4 separate regions of the Mus musculus genome follow, and all the other regions are linked to region 3. A link is a loop called in an ENCODE intact Hi-C map of the cell type or tissue named here. Cell type or tissue: left cerebral cortex. All regions are shown on one strand. Region 1 overlaps Actn1 (actinin, alpha 1). Region 2 overlaps Actn1 (actinin, alpha 1). Region 3 holds the start of Mir1843a (microRNA 1843a). Region 4 has its middle 25 kb from the start of 2310015A10Rik.

Evidence for each region. Peaks named below come from ENCODE experiments on the same cell type or tissue, not always from the same donor. Only the 100,000 strongest peaks of a DNase experiment are listed, where the experiment ranks them.
Region 1: a loop joins it to region 3, with 5 times the contacts of the local background. A loop is called at or near these places in 28 of 42 quality-filtered maps.
Region 2: it touches region 3 in a loop (3-fold over the local background); 25 of 42 quality-filtered maps call a loop at or near these places.
Region 4: a loop joins it to region 3, with 5 times the contacts of the local background. A loop is called at or near these places in 22 of 42 quality-filtered maps.

What each region holds. Positions count from the first base shown.
Region 1 is chr12:80,195,939-80,200,938 of GRCm38, reverse strand. Actn1 (actinin, alpha 1) reads left to right here. Exons shown (of 21, transcript NM_134156.3): 4 at 1,872-1,958; 5 at 3,926-4,013; 6 at 4,466-4,544. Among named protein-coding and RNA genes, the nearest start is that of Actn1, 62 kb to the left of the region's middle. In left cerebral cortex, CTCF peaks have their summits at 996 (motif pointing right), 2,243 (motif pointing left) and 3,358; DNase peaks (open chromatin) are centred at 2,225 and 3,370.
Region 2 is chr12:80,165,923-80,170,922 of GRCm38, reverse strand. Actn1 (actinin, alpha 1) reads left to right here. Exons shown (of 21, transcript NM_134156.3): 19 at 157-237; 20 at 1,907-2,065; 21 at 2,443-3,381. The coding sequence ends at 2,601. Among named protein-coding and RNA genes, the nearest start is that of 2310015A10Rik, 36 kb to the right of the region's middle. In left cerebral cortex, CTCF peaks have their summits at 2,486 and 2,733; DNase peaks (open chromatin) are centred at 2,073, 2,449, 2,639 and 4,039; H3K4me3 peaks cover 1,080 bases; H3K27ac peaks cover 1,109 bases.
Region 3 is chr12:80,386,942-80,391,941 of GRCm38, reverse strand. The region is part of intron 5 of Dcaf5 (DDB1 and CUL4 associated factor 5); the gene reads left to right. Mir1843a (microRNA 1843a) reads left to right here and starts at 265; the gene lies at 265-329. It also overlaps Scarna3b. In left cerebral cortex, a CTCF peak has its summit at 2,277 (motif pointing right); DNase peaks (open chromatin) are centred at 2,277, 2,854, 4,044, 4,408 and 1 more place; H3K27ac peaks cover 3,136 bases.
Region 4 is chr12:80,155,038-80,160,037 of GRCm38, reverse strand. No RefSeq gene overlaps it. Among named protein-coding and RNA genes, the nearest start is that of 2310015A10Rik, 25 kb to the right of the region's middle. In left cerebral cortex, a CTCF peak has its summit at 2,102 (motif pointing left); a DNase peak (open chromatin) is centred at 2,096.

The DNA of each region.
Region 1 (5,000 bases), 190 kb after region 3:
TGTAATAATGTCTGGGGACATGATAGCTGATTTCATGTTCTGTATTTATTCATGTCTCTCTCGCCTGTTTACCGATGAGAGCTTAGACTCTGTGCATATCAATGTAAACCTTTTTAGCGGTACGGATGACAAAGTACTGGAGGTTGTAGATCAATGGTTCTCAACCCTCCTAATGCTGCAACCCTCTAATAGGGTTCCTCTGGTTGTGGTGACCACCCCCCCAGGCATAAAATTATTTTTGTTGCCACTTCATAGCTGTGCTTTTTGCTACTGTTATGAATTGTAAATATCTGGCATGCAGGATAGCTGATATATGACCCCTGTAAAAGAATAGTCTGACCCCTAAAGGGGTCAAGACCTATGAGCTGTTGTAGATGAAAGCTGTCTTTTACAAAGGTCATTATGAGGTGGGGCTTGGTAACACACACCTGTAATCCCAGCCTTTGGGAGGTGGAAGCAGGAGGAGCAATAGGCCAGCCTGGGTACGTGACCCCCCCCCACCCACCCCAGCTTTACAGACTCATCTAATGCCTCCCCTGTAGTAGTTCCTGCAGAGCTCGGGCTGACTGTCCTGAAGGGGAAACAGTTGTCTCCCACCACAGCTGTCTGGGACTCTGACATGAGCCTGTGGCCCGTCACTATCTGTGGCTCTGTTAACAAGTTACAACATGCTTTGTGTCCCAAGTGAACACTGGTGTTCCTTTGCCCAGCACACTAGTGTATTGTGGAGGAGAATAAGTAAGACATCCCTCAGATACTTTGTTCTTCACTGAGAGCAGCTTGCCATGGGCCTGCGGCTTACTGTCCTGTTCTGCAAACTGGTTTGGATTAAGAAGCTTCAGCTGAGCCTCACCTTTCAGCCCACAAGACTGAAACAGCTCTGTGGCTTAGGCTAAATTATAGTTTTCATTTGTTTTAAGTTGTCCTTACTTTTATTTCATATGTGTTTGCCTATATGAAGGTCTGTGCACCATGTGCTTACCTGCAGAGGCCAGAAGAGGGCGCTGGATCCCCTGGAACTGGAATTGCAGATGGTTGTGAGCTGCCTTGTGTGGATGCTGGGAACCAAACTGGGTCCTCTAGAAGAGCAGCCACTGCTCTTAACGCCTGAGCCATCTCTCTAGTCTTGATTTATATTTTTATTCTTGAAACCAAGCCTAGAAATCAAGAAAAAAAAAATGGAAAGAAAGGAAGGGAGGGAGGGAGAGAGAGAGAAAAGAAAGAAAGGAAAATGTGATAGAATTTGTTGAAAAGTGCAAGTACTAAATATGGCAGGGTGTCTGAGCTGTCATCTTGAGTGCGTTTTAAAACAAAAATCTATTTTAAAACTTAGGGCATCTTGAGGTTGACCAATCAGAGGGTTGTAAATGGCACCTCTTAAAATGGACGTGTGTAGCTTTCTTTTCCCTCCAGCTCTCTGCGGGAGTGGCTATTTTGAGAGCTGTGATTGTTCACAGACCCCATTTCATCGACCTCCCCCTCCCCACCTACGTGAGGGCTTAGAAATCCATCCCCTCCTATCCTCAGACTGGGTGACCATGGTTCCGGGTGTACAGCATCCTTCCTGATGAATACACTGTCTCAAGAGAATCACCTGTCCCTCCCTCACACCTCAAGTAACCTCTCCTGGCCAATCAAAGTGTCTGTGTGGAGCTGGGTGTGGCTTAGGAGCGGTGAGATCTGTGTGTGCTAGGTGTGATGTGTGTGAGTTTAATCCCTTGCGCAAATAAACACATGAATGAATATGTCAGTAATTTTTTTTTCCCTCCTGGAAATGGGCGGTTTGTGATGTTTGACGTCTAAGTGGCGTGACATGGCACTGTCTGGCTTGCTGCGATCCACCTAACGTGTCCTGCCACTGTTTTCTGTAGAAATTGTGGATGGGAATGTGAAGATGACCCTGGGCATGATCTGGACCATCATTCTCCGCTTTGCCATCCAGGACATCTCCGTGGAAGGTGGGTTTCTGCTTTGTTCTGTCCCTTCTCAAACTCTTCTCCCCCTGCCTTCCCTACCCTGTCTTCCTCTCTCTAGGCCCATCCAGAACTCCCTCATATGATTTCAAATAACCCCCAAAAGTATGTCAGCCCAGCGGCATTTCTGGCTTTGAGAATGCCAAGGCTGTTGTGGTTAAGTGTCTAAAAGCCTCACTTGGGCCCTTAGTGGCAAAGGATAAGAAACAGAACTTAGGAAAGTGAGGGGAGCCCCATGCCCACTGATGCGTTCATTGCTCCCCCTGGTGGCTACCTTCCAGATGTGCACAGGTTGCCCTGGTATGAGAGAGCAATCTCTCTGTATTCCTTACTCAGCCTTTTAAAAAAGCTTTGTGCCTGATATTCTGCTTATATCACATACTGTTCAGACTTTTCTATGTACATGATATATACATACAATAAAACCACACCTTTTTAAACGATGAGATTGAGATAAAATGCTTTTAAAATATACAGATTTAATTTTTTATGTGTATGGGTGTTTTTACCTGAATGTGTGCCTGCATATTGTGTGTGTGCCTTGTGCCCCAGCATCCAGAAGTGGGCATTGGATCTCCTGACACTGGGATTACAGTTTTCAGCTTCCCAGATGTGAGTGCTGGCAACCGAACATGAATCCTGTAAGAGCAACAAGCACTCTTAACCACCGAGCCATCTCTTCAGTCCCATAAAGATTTATTTTATATGTATATGTATATGCATATGCATCTGTGTGTGGTTATACAGGTGGGTGCTGGTGCCCTCAGAGGGCCAGACGCATTGGCTCCTGGAGCTGGTGTTATAGGCAATTGTGAGCTATTCTAACATGGGTGCTAAGAACCCAACTCAGGTTCCCTGCAAGGGCACTGAGCCACTTCTCTAGCCCCATGCCAACTCATAAGTAGATCTCACCATGTACCTCTGGTTAGCCTGGAAGCTGCTGTGTAGACCAGGCTCCCCTTGAACCCCAAGAGATCTACCTGCCTCTGCCTCTGCCTCTAGAGTGCTAGGATTAAAGGTGTGCCGCACACACCTGGCTCCCATGCCAATTTTATAATTGGTTGTTTGTACTTGAATCATTATAACCTTTGTGCTGATTCTTTTTTTTTTTTTTTTTTTTTTTTTTTTTTTTTTTTTTGAGACAGGGTTTCTCTGTATAGCCCTGGCTGTCCTGGAACTCACTCTGTAGACCAGGCTGGCCTCGAACTCAGAAATCCGCCTGCCTCTGCCTCCCGAGTGCTGTGATTAAAGGTGTGCGCCACCATGCCCGGTATTTGTGCTGATTCTTTAACATTATTTTAAAAGTCCATTTTATAAATTAAATATGTGAGGTCACTCGGGAACACCACTAGTAGTAAAGGCCACCACCTGCAGTTCACAGATCTGAACACACGGGGGCAGTGCAGCCTGAAGCCTTGGAGCTGGTAGTTCACCATCCCCTTGGGTGCCTGGCTTTTCAGATACCTGCCCGATCCACATACAATGACAGGGCACCAGAGCCAGATCAGTGCAGTAACAGGAAGAAGCCATGTTTCAGCCGAGCCTGGACAGGCATCCTTTCTTCCTGGTTCTCCACGCTCACCCTGTCAAGGGGCTTCTGGTCATGTAAGCTTCACGGGCGCTTACAGCTGTCCTTGGGACAGCCACCAGTTGCTGACTTACCTTATATTACAGTCATCTCTTGAATAGAAGGGAGTTAGGCAGATAGCCTCAGAAAGCTGCTGCTGCCTGGACGTTTTAGTCTATGGTGTGAGTGGCTTGCTTTTTTTTTTTTTTGTTTCTTAAATAACTTTTCCAACTTTGCCCAACAAATAGACATGGCGGCCTAGACTTCCTCCTGCCTCGTAACAATGGAATTGAGCTCTTGAGGTTCCTGTAGGGCCTCTTATGAGCAGTGTCCTCCCTCCCCTGGGTCAGCCCACCGACCTCCTTCCTCCACCCTCTTTCCACAGAGACTTCAGCTAAAGAAGGGTTACTCCTGTGGTGTCAGAGGAAGACAGCCCCATATAAAAATGTCAACATCCAAAACTTCCACATCAGGTGAGTGCTGCAGCCAGGAGGAGGCTGGCCTGTCTCCTCAAGGCCTCCCCTGCCCCACCCTTGGTTGGAAGAGAGTTGGTGGGGGGGAGGGGGCGTCTTCTTGGGAAGGGTATGTCCCTTTGAATCTGCCATCCCTCCCTGTGGTGTCTTGGACCTGACTGCTGCCCATCACACCTCTGTTGATATTTGTGACACTGTCAAGACCCCCAAGATTGTATCAGGAAGCCCAGGGTTCCAGATCAACAGACTAAGGCTTTAGTGAACGGGTTGGGTAGGTGGGTGTGGTGGGTTCATCTCGACTTGCCAACCACTCAGAAAACCTTGACCCTAATCCCTGGGAATGTGGCAGGCAGAAAGTCTCCCTTCCCTTCCCTGTCTTCTAAATCCTACTTCAAAGGGTTGCATAATAAACATCAGAAGTCATGTTCCTCCCCCACTCTCTCCCTGGACAGTTGGAAAGATGGTCTTGGTTTCTGTGCCTTGATCCACCGACACCGGCCCGAGTTGATTGACTATGGAAAGCTTCGAAAGGTACTTGTGCTCATTTGATCTCATGCTGTCCTCTCTTGCTCAATGACTGGTCCCTAGTGGGTGGAGACGAGCTGAGGGAAGACAGAACGGGACCACTTCTGGGACCCCAGTGTCCAGCCTGAAAGTTGTTGGCCTTATGGACCAGCTACACTGAGCCCCATCCAGAAGCAAGCAGGAAAATGCTTTTTCTGTTACCCAGCGTGCACATCCCGGGTCCCTTTGCACGTATATAGTCCACCTATAAAGCTACCACCAGCACTAAGGTGGCCGTGTTTGAGCAATGGTATGCAAGGTTTCTCCTTTCCCTTACTTCTGGTGTCATACAGTAACTGTATTAATTCATGATATAAAACATCTCTTATCCAGAGAGACATTTTTTGTCCCTGTGTCCCTGGCAGGCACTGCAGGTTTGGTTTCTTGTGTTGCCCCCTCAGTTTTATTTAAGCTTTTGAGCTG
Region 2 (5,000 bases), 220 kb after region 3:
CTCCACCCTCTCCATCCATCCGCATGCCTTTGTCCCCGTGTCTCCCCACACACACCACCTTCCACCCCGGGGCATGGCCCACCCTCCCCCACCCCCCTCACGGCCTCCTCTTCCCTGGCACCGCATGGCTCGCTGCCTGGCGCACCACGGCCCCAGGATCACTCCGGCACGTTGGGTCCCGAAGAGTTCAAAGCCTGCCTCATCAGCTTGGGTTATGATATTGGCAACGACCCCCAGGTACTCGCCTCCTGCATGGAGCACGCTCAAGGGTGGCCTCCGGGGCGAGAAATAACGCATTTCTCCTTTTTTTCTTCTCTCTCTGTCTGACTCTCCCTGTCCCCCTTCCTGTGGGCCACGGGGCTCATCCTCTTCTGCTCTCCCTGCCTGCCCACTGTCCGGTTCCTCTGACTTCTGACCTCTGCCTTCGGCTATCTTTCCTGGGAACCTGCTTGGGTGTCCGCCTCCTCTCCCTCGCCACATCTCATCTGTGGACTGGACTTCTGCATTTCTTTGCTCTGACCTCCTTCAACATGTTCCTCCTACATTCTTCGGCTACTCCTATTCTTCGTACCATAAACTGGGTCATTCCTTTCCACTGTCTTCCTGGCCTCTGGCTGGCCCCTCCTCCTCCCACCTGTCTGTCCCTCCTGTGTCTTGGCGCCACTGCCCTACAGAAGAAGACGGGCATGATGGACACAGACGATTTCCGCGCCTGCCTTATCTCCATGGGTTACAACATGGTAACGTAAACCCCCTCCTCCGCCTGCCAGGCTTTCTAAAGTTGCCTTGGCCGGGAGGCAGCCACCTGACTGGAGAAGCTAAGTCTTAGTAATGGTGGACAAAGGCTCTTAGGTTAGAACTGCCCTCCTCGGGGGAGTCCCTTATGGCCATCCTTGGGGAAGATGGCACCTGAAAACCAGACCACCCATGGGGCCAGGGTGTGGCTGGGAGGCTTAGCCTCCTCATCATGGTCTCTGAACCAGTTTATCTTATGGTACTTTCTGTGGAGAAAGGGCTTTTTCACTCCCACAGTGAACACCAGCTGTGGACGGCCAACCCCAAGGTTTATAGAATGATAATTCTACTTTGTCTTACATGACAATGGTGGTTTATACTTCTGCCCTGGTAGTAGCTCCATCCAGACCTGCCACCACTCGGTCTTGACCCAGGCCTCTCGCTAACCTTGTTTTGTCCCCTCTGCATCCAGCTGAGCTGGATAGGACCTTAGCTGGATAGACAGGTGTCCACTGAACCAAGTACAGAGCCCATGGGATGCCCAGCAGGGTTAAAGGCTAGACTAGAAGTATACTCCGTAAATTCCACATTGCTATCAAAGCTTGTGGTCTCAGATGTAGTGAGGAAACCTCACAACGTGGTTGTAAGAGTTAAATAAAGTGATCACAAGGACTGCGTACTTGTCTGGCACACTTGTCATGTTAAGGAAACAGCATATGTTGGAGCTAGACTGCCTGCGTCCTAATCCTAGCTCCCTACCTCCTAGCCATGTGACCTTGGGTAAGTCACTTACCCTGTCTGGGCCTCAGATTTCCCATACAATGGGAATACTATGATTTTATTCAGTTGTGATGATAAGATGAATTTAGAATATTAGCTGGCCTATATAATACATGCTGTATGAGTGTTAGTTAGCCATTGTTGAAGTTATCGTCATTATAATTAATACTACCCATCATTTTCTGTAAGTGAAACCCAGAGCTCTGCAGGGGGTGGGAAGTCCTGAGACTCACAACGTTTGGGTCACTTTCTCACCCTGGGGCAACCCAAGCCAGATCAGATGTCTGTTGTGCCTCCTGTTCCAACCATAGGCAACTTGGAGCTGGAGGTACACTTGAGATGCCCCAGTAGGCCGTTAGGGTGACAGGTGTGGGTTGGTTGTCTCCTCCAGGGAGAGGCAGAGTTTGCCCGAATCATGAGCATTGTAGACCCCAACCGCTTGGGGGTAGTGACGTTCCAGGCCTTCATCGACTTTATGTCCCGAGAGACGGCAGATACTGATACTGCAGATCAGGTCATGGCTTCCTTCAAGATCCTGGCTGGAGATAAGGTAGGATGTGCTGACGCTGAGACAGTGGGTGGTTACTGTAAATCGGTAGGATGAATGAAAAAGTCCGAGTGAAATAGGTTTGGAAGGAAGTTGAAGTAGATACTAAAATGGAAAACGTGACGTGTTTAAAATACCATATACAAGTGATATATTACTTGTAAATATATAATATGCACTTAAATATATATATGTACATACACACGGATGTCTCTGTTATATGTATGCACGCACGTATTCTACAGATCAAGTAGAGCGAGGAAATTAGAACACGGGTACTTAACATTCCCGGCAAGTTTACGACCTAATAGTTGCGGCAACGCCGCGTTGCTTTCCGGCCGCTGCCGAGGTTTCCGACCCTGACCATGCTTTCTCCGCAGAATTACATCACAGAGGATGAGCTGCGCCGTGAGCTGCCCCCTGACCAAGCCGAGTACTGCATCGCAAGAATGGCCCCCTACGCGGGCCCCGACTCCGTGCCCGGTGCTTTAGACTACATGTCCTTCTCCACGGCACTGTATGGCGAGAGCGACCTCTAACCCGCCCCTGCCTCCCTCCACCACCCCCCCACCCCCGGCCTTCTGCGCGTGCGCCCCACCCTGCTCCTCCTCCTCCTCCGCCCAGTCTGGCTGGCTGGGTTCATTATTTTCAGCTCAGCCACCAAGGGGGCAGAGCTCCGACCCAGGCGGCATCAAGCCTCCCTGCCCACAAAGTGACAGTTTACAAAATTATTTTCTGCAAAAAAGGATAAAAAAAAAGTTACGTTAAAAAAAAATTTTAAAAAGAAAAAAAAAAACAAACAAAAAACTACATATTTTATTATAAAAAAAAAAGTATTTTTTTCTCCACCAGTCTTAAATGGAAAAGAGGAAAAATTAACTATTTGCACCGAAATGTTTTTGTTGTGACATAGGAAAATAACCAAGCACAAAGTTATATTCCATTCTTTTTACTGAAGTTTTTTCCTCCTACCTGTTCTGTCTGCTGTATTCATTTCTCTAATTTCATGCCCACTTGGGGGTGGGGTAGGTGGGTACTCTCATCAGAGGCACATTGGTGCATGTGTGTTTGCTAGCTCACTTGTCCATGAGAATATTTTATGATATTAAAGAAAACCTTTTGAAATGGCTGCTTTTCAAAGAAGATAATTCATGGCTTCTCATTTTTCAGTCTCTTCAAAAGTGTGGCTGGCCTGTTTTATGACTGCAGAGTTGTTATGTTTTTTAATTTTGAATATTGCCTATTAAAGATAGGACAAACTTGGAGATTATGATGTTGCTTGGCACAGACTGTATTAAAACAACACTCCCGTGACATTACTTTGCTTGTTCCTTTGGCTGACTTCCAGAAGTGGGGGTGGGTTGTGTCAAGAATGGTGTGGGGTACCTGTCCTCACCCACCTCTAGATTTCTGAGCCTGGTTTGGTACATTCTCACTTCTTTAAGAGGAGAAGATGGCCTCCTCTATGTACAGGGGAAAGCTAACAAGCGCATGAAAGAGCCCCTGACGAAAACCCCCAGCTTTCTTGGTTCTCTGTGGCTGTCTGTGACTTCTCTGTGACCCCGACCATTTTGTTTTTGCTGCAGGGGACAGCTTGGATTGTGTCAGGGTTGTAGTCCTCTTTCCTACTCTAAGTGTTCCATAGAGTACTGGGGCTTGGTGGCAGGGTGTACAACCAGCCTATGCCAGGCCCTGAATTCAATCCCTTGAGACCCCAAAATGTGCCACAGATAGTAGCTGTTGGTCATTGCAGGGACTCAATGACAATGCAGATTGCCAGCATTCCCCCCATATCCAAACATATATGATGATAAGCTCCAATTTATCATTTGTTGTCTAAGAATATATGGTGGTGGTGGGAGCCTGTTGTTAGAATTTCCAAGACTACAGAGCAGAGCAAGAGCGATCATGGTTAAAATAACTTTGCAAGTAGAGATATGTCGAGTTGGGGAGTTCTGCCTGGGGGCGGTTTTAAAATCCCTGGCTGTGCCTCCTGAAAATGGTGGGCTGGCTCTTTGCCAGGTTCCCATTCATTAAGTGGTGCTGTTATAAAGTGATGGTAAATGGGTATGGAGCATGAGTGTTGGCTGTGGCCAATCTAAAGATTCTGTTCAGAAGGGAGAATCACTTGAAAGTAGGTCAATGGGTAGGCCCCTACCGCCAAGCCTGAAGGCCCAAGTTTGATCCCTGAGACCCACATGGTAAAGAGAACCAGCTCTCAAAAGTGGTCATCTGACACGTGGATGTGCACACACATGCTCGCACACACTAAAGAAATACATTTAAGATTTTTTTCTTTAAATAGGATAATCCTTAGTATTAACTGCATTTAGGGGGACTAAAGCCATCTGAACTTTCTGGGCTAAGCTAGAGAAGTCTATGGTGAAACCTTGTAGGGATTGGTTCAGGGGACATTCTTGAGCTCTCAGTCTGGTCTGGCCTCTGGGCCACTGAGGATATCCTAGGTGAGGGATTGGCTCTTACCTTGGGAAACTTATGCATTTACCCTTAAAAAAGTAGGAATCGTGGAAGATAATCTATGTCTGTGGAGAAAGCACTAGTAGTAGGGTGGTCCTGGTTTCAAAACCTTGAGAGGGCAGAGATATTTGTTTTTAGCTATTTTTATGCAAATTATCTTAAGATAAATGTAGGCTTTGGGGGAAGAAAGTCTTTTAACTGAAAGTTTTTCAGACCCAGGATACAAGCATTCTGATGCTCCAGTTTCTAAAGGTGTGGGTAGTCTATGTCCTTAGCAGGGCTTTAAAAAAATTTTTTTTTAAGCATTTGTTTACTGGAGGACAGGGGTCGTGTGTATACCGCAGCAAATCAGGAGGTCACAGGATAACTTGGAGTTGGCTCTTTCCTCCAGCACGTGGGTTCCAGGGATCAAACTCAGATTAACAGGCTTGGTGGCAAGAGCCTTTACTTGGTGGCTGGT
Region 3 (5,000 bases):
TAACATATTCAACTAGGTACATGTAGAGTTAATACATAGTAGTGTATCATGTTAACTGCTGTGTTTGAATGTGTGGTGCTGAGGATCAACTCCAGGGTATCACACTACATAGACATGCGAAAGAGGTATATCTCTAGCCTATCTAAGGGACAATAAGTTTGGTCAATAAGTTTGACCAAAAGGAATTCAAACTGGAAGCTGCAAAACCAACCATGTAGACAAAGGAGAAAATGCCTTTGTTTGCAGAAGGCAGCGGTCCTACATGAATATGGAGGTCTCTGTCTGACTTAGAATAGCTGGCTGAGTCTGATCGTTCACCTCCATACAACCTTAGACTCTCACTCTACTTACTGATTTCCTTATTAGTTTGTTTAGGATCTCTGCTGATTAAATGTACTATCTTACAAAAAGGAAATAAACTGAAGTTACTACTCTGTTAGGAAAATAAGTGGAAGACTATTACTTCATTGAGTATTTACCTTATTCCCTGTGAGTCCAGTGCTCACAACAGCCTCATTAACTGTGTAGAGAGCTGATGAAGGGACAAAGAGAGATCAGGATTAGGAGGACCCAGGAGCTTAGATGGAACAGTAGAAAAAAAACAGCAAAGAGCAGACCTCCTCATCGAATAGCTCTACTTAGGGGCTAGCTAGTCAGCTCCTCTTCCTTTTCCTTCCCTCTCTTCCCTAGTCCTTCTGTCTTCCCTTCTCTTCTTTGTATTTTGAGACAAATATCACTGTGGAGCCCAAGGTAGCCTCAATATCTGGCCGTCCTCCTGTGCCATCTTCCCAAGTGCTCACTACAAGAGTGGCCCCCACACTTAGCTAGCCGGTCTCTTCCCCTTCTCCTCTTTCCTACCTACTGGCACATTTGTTAAACGCCTGCTTTCTCCCCAGCGCTCTGTTCTATTCTCCATTGCTTTTCTTAATGCCGTCCTCACTCCTACAGTTTTTCTGGGTGAAATCCTGGAGCCCCGCATAGGTTTCCTTGCTCTAATCGTGCCTGGCACCTCAAGTTCCAGCAGCCTCTCCGTCATAGCTGTCACCTCCTTCCCATAGTTGCTGTCCACACTGCCTCTTTACTTGGAATTTTGTATTTAGAGCAGCAGATTCTTAAACAATTTTTGCTGTTGTCTTATAGCTCGTTGGGGTTATCTTTGTTCATATTTATATACCCAGAACATATATTGTGTATGATGCTATAAAAATTTAAATAATTTTTAATCAATAACCTATTTCACTAGATTGAAAAATAAAAGAAGAACTGCTTAAGCAGCCTGTCCTTCTGTGCAGTCTCTCTTCTTCTAGATACAACACAAGGATTTGTCCTCTTTTCTTTTGATTTATTAAAACTTTTGTTGTATACGTATGCGTATTCGTTTGCATCTGCATCATGTGTGTGCCTAGTGCCTGTAGAGACCAGAAGAGGTCATTGGATCTCCTGGAACTAGATTTACTGGTGTTATGAGCCATCATGTGGATGTTGGAAATCAAATTTAGGTCCTCCATAAAAGCAGCCTGTGGCTCTTAAGTTCTGACCCATCTCTCCATCCCCCTTTTTCTGATTTTTGTTACAGGGCCTTGTTTTGTAACACAGACTGGCCTGGAACTCATGGTGCCCCAGCCTCCCAAGTACTAGAACTACAGTTGTCCTAGTGTACACCGCTCTCCTTGTTGTTCATCTGCTCAATTCCTAGCTACCCGAGGAAACTCCCTCACTAGACCTCCCTGGCAGATCTTTAAAAGCTTGCCCCTTGTGTTCTTAGCACCTACCATGGCGTTGCCACAAAATATGTATCTAGTGAGTCAAATTTCCTCTTACTCTGAGGGGATTTTACTAAGTGACTCTGTTTTGTCCTCAGGGAAACCAGTTGCTGTCCTTTCCCAGGTGCAAGGGTCACTACCCAGAAAGAGGCATGCTAATCTGTTCTGTAGTTCTTGATTTTTTTCTGAATCTTAAAGGACCATGTTGTTTGCATCTTTAATCTCTAGTGTGTAGCATAGAACCTGGGATATTATGGGAACTTAGTAAATGTTGAGTGAATGCTTAGAACTATAGTCAAATGTAAATAGTTTGTTTTCAGTGTTCTTTTTAGGATTTGGGTGGGATTAAGACTATGTAGTCTAATCTTCTTGTCTCAGCCTCTCCAGCCAAGCAGTCCATACGTTCGAAGTGTAATAACAGGGACCTTAGTGGGAGGTACACACATTCCTGTTGGGCTTTTCATGTAAGAGACAAGGCCAGGTATTCTAGTAAAGTTGCTTTCTAGCTTTAAGGCACAAGGTGGCACTGTGAAATCAGTTTTGCTCATTGGTGGAGGACTCCAGGCTCACATGTCCTTTAGACTTCATGATTATCAAGCATCAGGTTGCTTGGTTTAAGTGCTCTAATGAAATTTGTGCCCAGAGATTGAACTGTTGGTCTAGAGCAGTGGTTCTCGACCTTCCTAATGCTGTGACCCTTTAATCCAGTTACTCATGTTGTGGTGACCTCAACCGTGATATTATTTTCATTGCTACTTCACAATTATAATTTTGCTACTGTTATGAATCGTAATGTAAATGTTTGTGGAGATGGAGGTTTACTAAAGCGTTCACAACCCACAGGTAAGAACCACAGGTCTAGAGTGAGACCTATGTATGAGCTACTGCCTTTAAGTAAATATTCTATACGCAATTTTAGCAACTTGGCTTTTCTCCAATAGTGGAAGGTGTCTGTGGTTGCCGAGAGAGGTTGGATTTTCTTTTAAGCTCACAGACCTATGGTCAGAGGACAGCACTGTGAAGTAGGTTTCTTGTCCGCTGCCTCTGTGGACTCCAGGGATCCAGCTCAGACGGTCAGGCTTACCCAGCAGTACTTTGCTCCCTTAGCCGTCTCTATAGTATCTGTCTTTTTAAAGACTTATTTTATGTGTGTGCTTTGCCTGCAAGTACCACGTGCATGGCTGGTGCTAGCTCTGGTGGAGGCCAGAAGAGGACATCAGATCCTCTGGAACTAGAGTTACCTATCCTCGTTTGTGGTATTTGTTAGCCACCTTGTGGGTATTGGAAACTGAACCCAGGCCCTCAGAGCTACATATACTCCTCAGTACCGGGCATCTCTCCAGTCCCTTCCCTGCTCTTTGTGGATTTGGGGCAGGGGGTGTTTGGTTTGGTTTTATTTGAGACAGATTTTATTTTTTTATTCACTGTAATTGAACTGTATGTAGCTCAGGCTGGCCTTGAACTTGTGATCTTCCTGCTTAATTTTTGAGTGTTAGTATTTTAGGCCTTCACCACAGTGCTTCCCTGAAGCCTCTCCCTTAAAGATAGCTTTGAACTTACTGGACAGGCAAATGTCAGGAGCTGTGTGAAACTTTTAAAGACAGGGTCTCACCTTGATGTGCAGGGTGAGGGGATACGGCGCGGGGGGGGGGGCAAGGGGGCCTGCACCTTCTCAAGAGAAGGGGAAGAGGGGATGGGGAAGGATTGTAGGAAGGGGTGACTTGGGGGGGGGCAGTGAGCAAGATGTAAAGTGAATATAAATAGATAAATAAAAGACAGACAGACAGACAGACAGACAGACAAGGTCTTCGGGCTAGAGAGATGGCTCAGCGGTTAGGAACACTGACTGCTCTTTCTGGAAGTCCTGAGTTCAATTCCCAGCAACCACATGGTGGCTCACAGCCATCTGAAATGGGATGCGATGCACTCTTCTAGTGTGTGTCTGAAGACATCTGCAGTGTACTCATATAAATAAAACAAATAAATAAATCTTTAAAAAAAAAAAAGACAGAGTCTCAATCTGTAACCTTGACTGCCCTAGAACTTACTATGTAGTCCCAGATGGCTTTAAACTAGTATAAATCTGCCTTCCTCTGCCTTTCCAGTGCTGGGATTAAAGGCATGGCACCTCACCTAGTTTAGGATTTTTAAAATTTTTATTTTTATACTCTAAGTCAAGACTTTTATAGACTGCTATCTTGATCTTTTAGATAATATATTCAAACCACTGTTTATTACTGGCTTCTGTTCCCAGCACACACATGGTGACTTACAAACCAACCATTTGTAAGTCAGTCCCAAGGGACCTGCCTCCTACCTCAGGCCACCTCTGACATTGCACACATGCACACAGACATACGAGCAGGCAAACACTCATAACTATAAAATTAATAAAAATTTAAAAATTAAAACAAAAGGATGGAAGCAAGGAAGTTTAGTTGCAAATTCTTTTGATAATCTAGTACAGCATGAAATCATTCGGGATGGTCATACAGAATTTGTTAAATATAAAAATAAGTAAAATACAAAGTGTTGCATTGCATGTAATGGTGATTTGTGTCATAAATGTGGGTGTACTGGGAAGCTGCATAAAATGCATTTATTACAAAGATATAAAAAGAATCTGGAAACCATGGCAATCACACTGTCAGCCAGAGCGACTCATTCTTGGCGAGTGGCTCCTGTATGAAGCACATCTCCTCCTGCATCATCCTGTCTCACTCGCCATACTCTGTGACCTCTTGGTCTTCTTTCATTTCAGGGGTTTTCCCCTAAAAGTTCTCAGAAGCTATCCAATTGCGAATATTGTTTTCTGATCCTTTCCTGCTTGGAATCTTCCAGCCCCTTCCCCTTTTGCTTTTTCCCCTGTTCTGTGGTCTTGTCACCTAGGGCTGTGTGTGCACCTCCTTCAGATCTCCTCCACCTTCCGAACTTCAGATCTTCCTCCCTGCTCCTGTACCATCCCTGGTGCTAGTAGCAACTTCCATCTCAACCTCCACCCGCCCCCTCCCCCCCATTATCCACTGACTAGCCTTTCCTTAGCTTTAGCTTTTACCCTAAGGTCAGGGCTGAAGTTATGTGGAACAGATTCACACATGATCTCTTTCACAAAGCTTGTGGTAAGGAGGCGTAAGGATATCTTTTGTTTTTAGACAAAATTTCATCTTGTTCACCAAGCTGGCCTCAACTTCTTAGTAATCCCCCTGCTTCAGTCAACCCTGAGTACTGGGATTAAAG
Region 4 (5,000 bases), 230 kb after region 3:
TCTTAGGCAACCCCTGTAAGAGGGTCCTTTAACCCACAGGTTGAGAAACACTGGGTTGGTTAGAGACTTCATTAGCTTGGCCAAATTCAAACACGAAGGGAAAGAAAATGGCTGCGTGGAGAGGCCTGACAGCCCAGCCCGGACCTTTCTGTTGACAAGTGGGGACCTGGAGTGTGTTTCTAACCTACCAGTAGGTAGGCTATGGCAGAGCTAACCCCATCTCCTGGAAAGCTCAATGCACGCTACACAATAGCAAAGTTTGAAGCCAAAGCAAGTGAGAGGATAGAAGAGAGCCAGCAGGAGTCTTTGGGTTTCATAGAAGATCAGGACCAGATGATAAAATAGTTCATCAATGGCCCAACCCAGTGACAGCTGTGACACTCTATAATCACCGGTTAGAATCCTAACCAAAGCTGGTGAAGCCAGGACCGTTTACTGGCTTAAATAACTGATGTATCAGGGTAATGCTGGTTTCCCATAATGCTCAGGCAGGAGTCAAGCAACAGAGCAGGGTTTCATTCTCTCTGGTTTGACCCCATTCTCAAATACCTCTCTCCCCAAGGTGGCAAGATGGCAGCTGCTAACTCTAGCTTCCCCAACTTTCCATGGCTAGTAAAGAAACACATGGGGGTGAGGGGAGTGATATCCACTGTGGGCATGCAATAAGGCAACCCCAAACAGAGCATAGGATTTGCTTGTAGGCTTGGCCTCACTTAGGTCCTGTGCACATCTTACAGTGGGGTGTGCAGCCCCATCCCAGCCACGTGGATTCACGGCAACATCTTAGGGCTCTGCAAGCAGCCAAAAGATGTTCAAAGGCCAGCATGTACCACAGATACCCACAGTGACGGGGGATGAAGGGATTTCTGTCCTGGGCCAGAGGCTGTGGCTGGAGGAAAGGGGAGCTGGGACTGGGTGGACAGCTATAGGGAGCCTCCAGCTGCTACCACAACGCCTGTACCTTCGTACAGGCCCATAGGGGAGCACAGAAGACACCCAGTCTGAGGACCAGCAGGCTCCTTCAGGGATGGGGTATGAGTGCCTCCACGTGCTTACATCAGGGATTGGTTGGTTTCTCACTGTGTCCCTATTCATAGTCCAGTCCAGCTGTCTACTGTGGTAGCTCATAGCTCACCATTATCCACCACTGGCTGGCTACCTGTCTGTCCCTCATTCTCTTTCCATGTCTGCCTCTTAACCTCCCACATAGACCTCATGTAGTGGTGGATGCCCAAATGGACATATTGACCATTCTCCAGGTTCTGCTTGGAGAGTGGCTATCACTGGGAACCTCTGTCTAGCTCCTGAGATGGGAACCCAGTCCTTCCAAGTGCTAGAATGGTTTGATTCTGCAGGGTGGGAAGCCATTCCTGGAGCCTGGTTGAGGTGGGAACCCTGAGAGTCTAGAAGGAGCTACCACCCCACCTCCCCCGAGGCTTCCTGTATATTTTTCCACACATACCCCAGCTGGAAGGGTGGAGAATGGTAGCCTGTGCAGACAGAAAGTGGGGGGGTATTTTGGTGTGCAGTTGTGTGGCACTGCAATGACCAGTAAACTGTCACTGGGCATGTGTGGGAGACCCTAGGCTTAGGAACAAAATTGTTACTTTATAATTCGAGGCATTGGGAAAACTGGGTTTTAAAGAAAAGTATTTTAGGGTATTATATAAACTGTATTTTAATAAGCTGTGTGTGGACTTGTAGGCTTTATCTTAAGTTACAGTAGTCATAAAGGACTTCTTGAAGGAGGGTGCACATCAGCGGAATGCTGCGGCAAAGTGAGAAGCCTATGTAATTCTCAGCCAGCTTGCCTTCCACACAACTGGGGAAGAAAATGCTGTTTTAGAAGTGTTTTTTAAGATAAGAAAGATAACTTAAAAATAAAAGAGAATCCCAGCACTAGGAAGTCAGAGGCAGGTCTAGCGCTCGCTCTTAAGTTCAAGGTCAGCCTGAGCCACCTGGGGGATTCTAGGTTAGCTAGAGCTACATAAAGAAACCCCCGTTTAAATAAACAACCAACCAAGCAAACGAATGAATGAATAAAAATAAATGACCAATTTAAAAATAAAAGATAGGCAGATGCTGCCCTCTAGTGGCCAGATGTAAAATTACAGCTTTTCATAGAATGGAAAAGTGCAGCCAATCTACCCATTTGGAGGACTTAGAACAGGTCCCAGGATTGTGAGTGACTATGTACAGCCGTAGCACAGAGTGGCGACAGAAGCACCTAGGCCCATTAGTAGGAAAAGAATGGCTACCAAGCGTTAAGCACTTACTTTATGTTGGTCTAAGACAAGTGTTTTACACTTGCTCTAACTTTACACTTATCATTATTATCCTATTTTATGTTTGGTGTTTTTGAGACAGGGCCTCCATATGGCCCTGGCTGTCCTGGAACTTACAATGTAGACCAGGCTGGCCTTAAACTCGTAGAGATCCACCTTCTTCTGCCTCCAGAATGCTGAGGTTAAAGGTGTCAGCTGCTATGCCCAGCTTCTTACCCTTATTTTAAGAGACGAGGACCTAAGGCCTTGACTTCTCACATCTGGGGTCTCACTGATCCAAAAAGCAAAATGTGTTCATCTTAGTAATGGTTCTGAAACTTCAGATTTAAACAGGATTTTAAACAAGCAGGGTCCTAGGCTCTGTCCCAGAGATTCTGAGGGTGGGTTTAAGAGGGGCAGACTACGGATTTGTCCCTTGAATGTTCTAGGTTGGCGCAATAACCAATCTAAACGAGTTTATATCTACACTTTGAGACAACATAGATTAAAAACTCAGCATTACTAAAAGGGACTTTTTTCTGGACATAAACAAGAACTTTCAAATAGTCATCTCTCTCTCTCTCTCTCTCTTCATATATACATATTATACGAGTACACTGTAGCTGACCTCAGACACTCCAGAAGATCCCATTACAGATGGTTGTAAGCCACCATGTGGTTGCTGGGATTTGAACTCAGGACCTTCAGAAAAGCAGTCAGTGCTTTTAACCGCTGAGCCATCTGTCCAGCTCCGACTCATATATTCTTTTTAAAAATGTGTATTTGCCAGATGGAGGTGGCACATGGCTTTAATCCCAGCACTTACTTGGAAGGCAGAGGCAAGCGGATCTCCAAGTTTGAGGCCAGCCTCATTTACAGAGTGAATTCCAGGACAACCAGATCTACACAGAGCAGTAACCCTGTCTGAATTTTTTTTTTAACTTTATGTTTGTTTTGCCTGCATGTATATATAAAGTGCACTGTGTGCATACGGTGCCTCTGAGAAGACCAGAATAGAGGGTTGGAGCTCCTGAACCTGGAGTTACAGACTGCTACGAGCCACCATGTGGGTGCTGGGGATCTAATCTGGGTCCACTGGAAGGAAAGCCAGTGCTCTTATCCACTGAGTCATTTCTCCAGTGGCCTCCTCCTCGCCCTCCCCCTTCCTTGACATGCCTTCCCCCTCCTCTTTTCTTCTTATCAGGGGTCCTGAGCCTGCTTCTTGCTGCCATTCGATCATGTGATTACATGGTTCTCCTCATGTGAATTTAGCACCTTGGTGATGTGGGGCACCTTTGTGCTGCTGGCAAAGGTCTTAATGGTCCGGCACAGCATGTCTGTTGGGCTCAAATGCCCCATCTGCCATGAATAGGCTGCAGTGGGAGGGAGTGGGGGGGTGTGGAGCTGCAGGGCTAGCATCAGCTCCTGGGGCAGCTGATTCCTAGGAACCATCCAGGGAGCAGGGAAGAGCTCTGGCTGGCTGTTTGTGAGCTAAGTCCTGGTGACCATGGGTCTGCTCTGTGGGGAGCTCACAGGATGCCTTCTCCACAGAGAAAGGAGTCCATGAATGTAAGCCCAGGTTCTCTCAGGGCCTCAGAAGTCAGGGCAGCAGCATGCCAACTTTGGGGAAGGTTGGCAACAGGGAGGCCAGCCACTTCATGGTCCTGTCATTCCACATTTGGGGAACTTTCAGCTGAGCAAGGCACAAAGACAAGGGTAGGAAGTCCCCTGGGCAGTGGCCACAGGCCTAATGGTTTCCCAGGCTCAAGGCCTCTGAGGCCTCTGTCTGGTCCTTTAGGGACTGGAGGAAGACAGACCCAAGCTTTGAGGAGCAAAGATTAAGCCGTCTCAGCCGTGTGGGAAGGGATTGGCTCTGTGACTGGGTCCTGCCAACCCTGGCCCTCAGCTCAGGAACCTGGGCTTCAAAGGCCTGTGACTTAGGGAAGGGCCTGTGCCTCTGTGAGGCTTCTATGAGGTGTGTGTGTGTGTGTGTGTGTGTGTGTGTGTGTGAGAGAGAGAGAGAGAGAGAGAGAGAGAGAGAGAGAGAGAGAGAGAGAGTCAGCTCCCGAGGCTGCCCAGGGAGGAAAGCTGTGCATAAGAGAATGAGCAGAAATACCAACGGTGTGTTTGCAATTCTTTTTTACATGTTGCACCTCTCTCTCTCTCTCTCTCTCTCTCTCTCTCTCTCTCTCTCTCTCTCTCTCTCCCTCTCTCTCTCTCTCTCTCTCTCTCTCCTGTCTTTGGCAGTTGTTAGATTGGAAGTTTCATATGCAAACTCAACTCTGGGAGCAGAGGGTGAATAATTCTGGAGCCATGTGTCCATGAGTGGGTCTGGGATCAGAGGCCGCTCCAGTTGCATAGTGTCCAAAGAGGAGGCTGGCCTGCAAGATGACTTGCTCCCAAATGCCAGGAGGACATCATTCTTTCTAGGGTCAGCAAGGACTCTTCATACCCCACCCTATGCCCATAAGGCCCTCCCAGACTCCTTTGCCTGAGCATTTTTTTTCCCTCTCACAATTTCTCTTCTTCCTTTTTTAAAGATTTGTTTTATGTCAGGTGGTGCCCACCTTTGATCCCAGCACTCAGGAGGCAGAGGAAGGCAGATCTCTGTGAGCCTGAGGTCAGCCTGGAGTTCCAGGACAGGACAACCAGGGCTACACAGAGAAATCCTGTCTTGAAAACCAAAACCAAATCAAACCAAACCAAGCGCCAGAACTTTTCTATCAGGACAGGGAG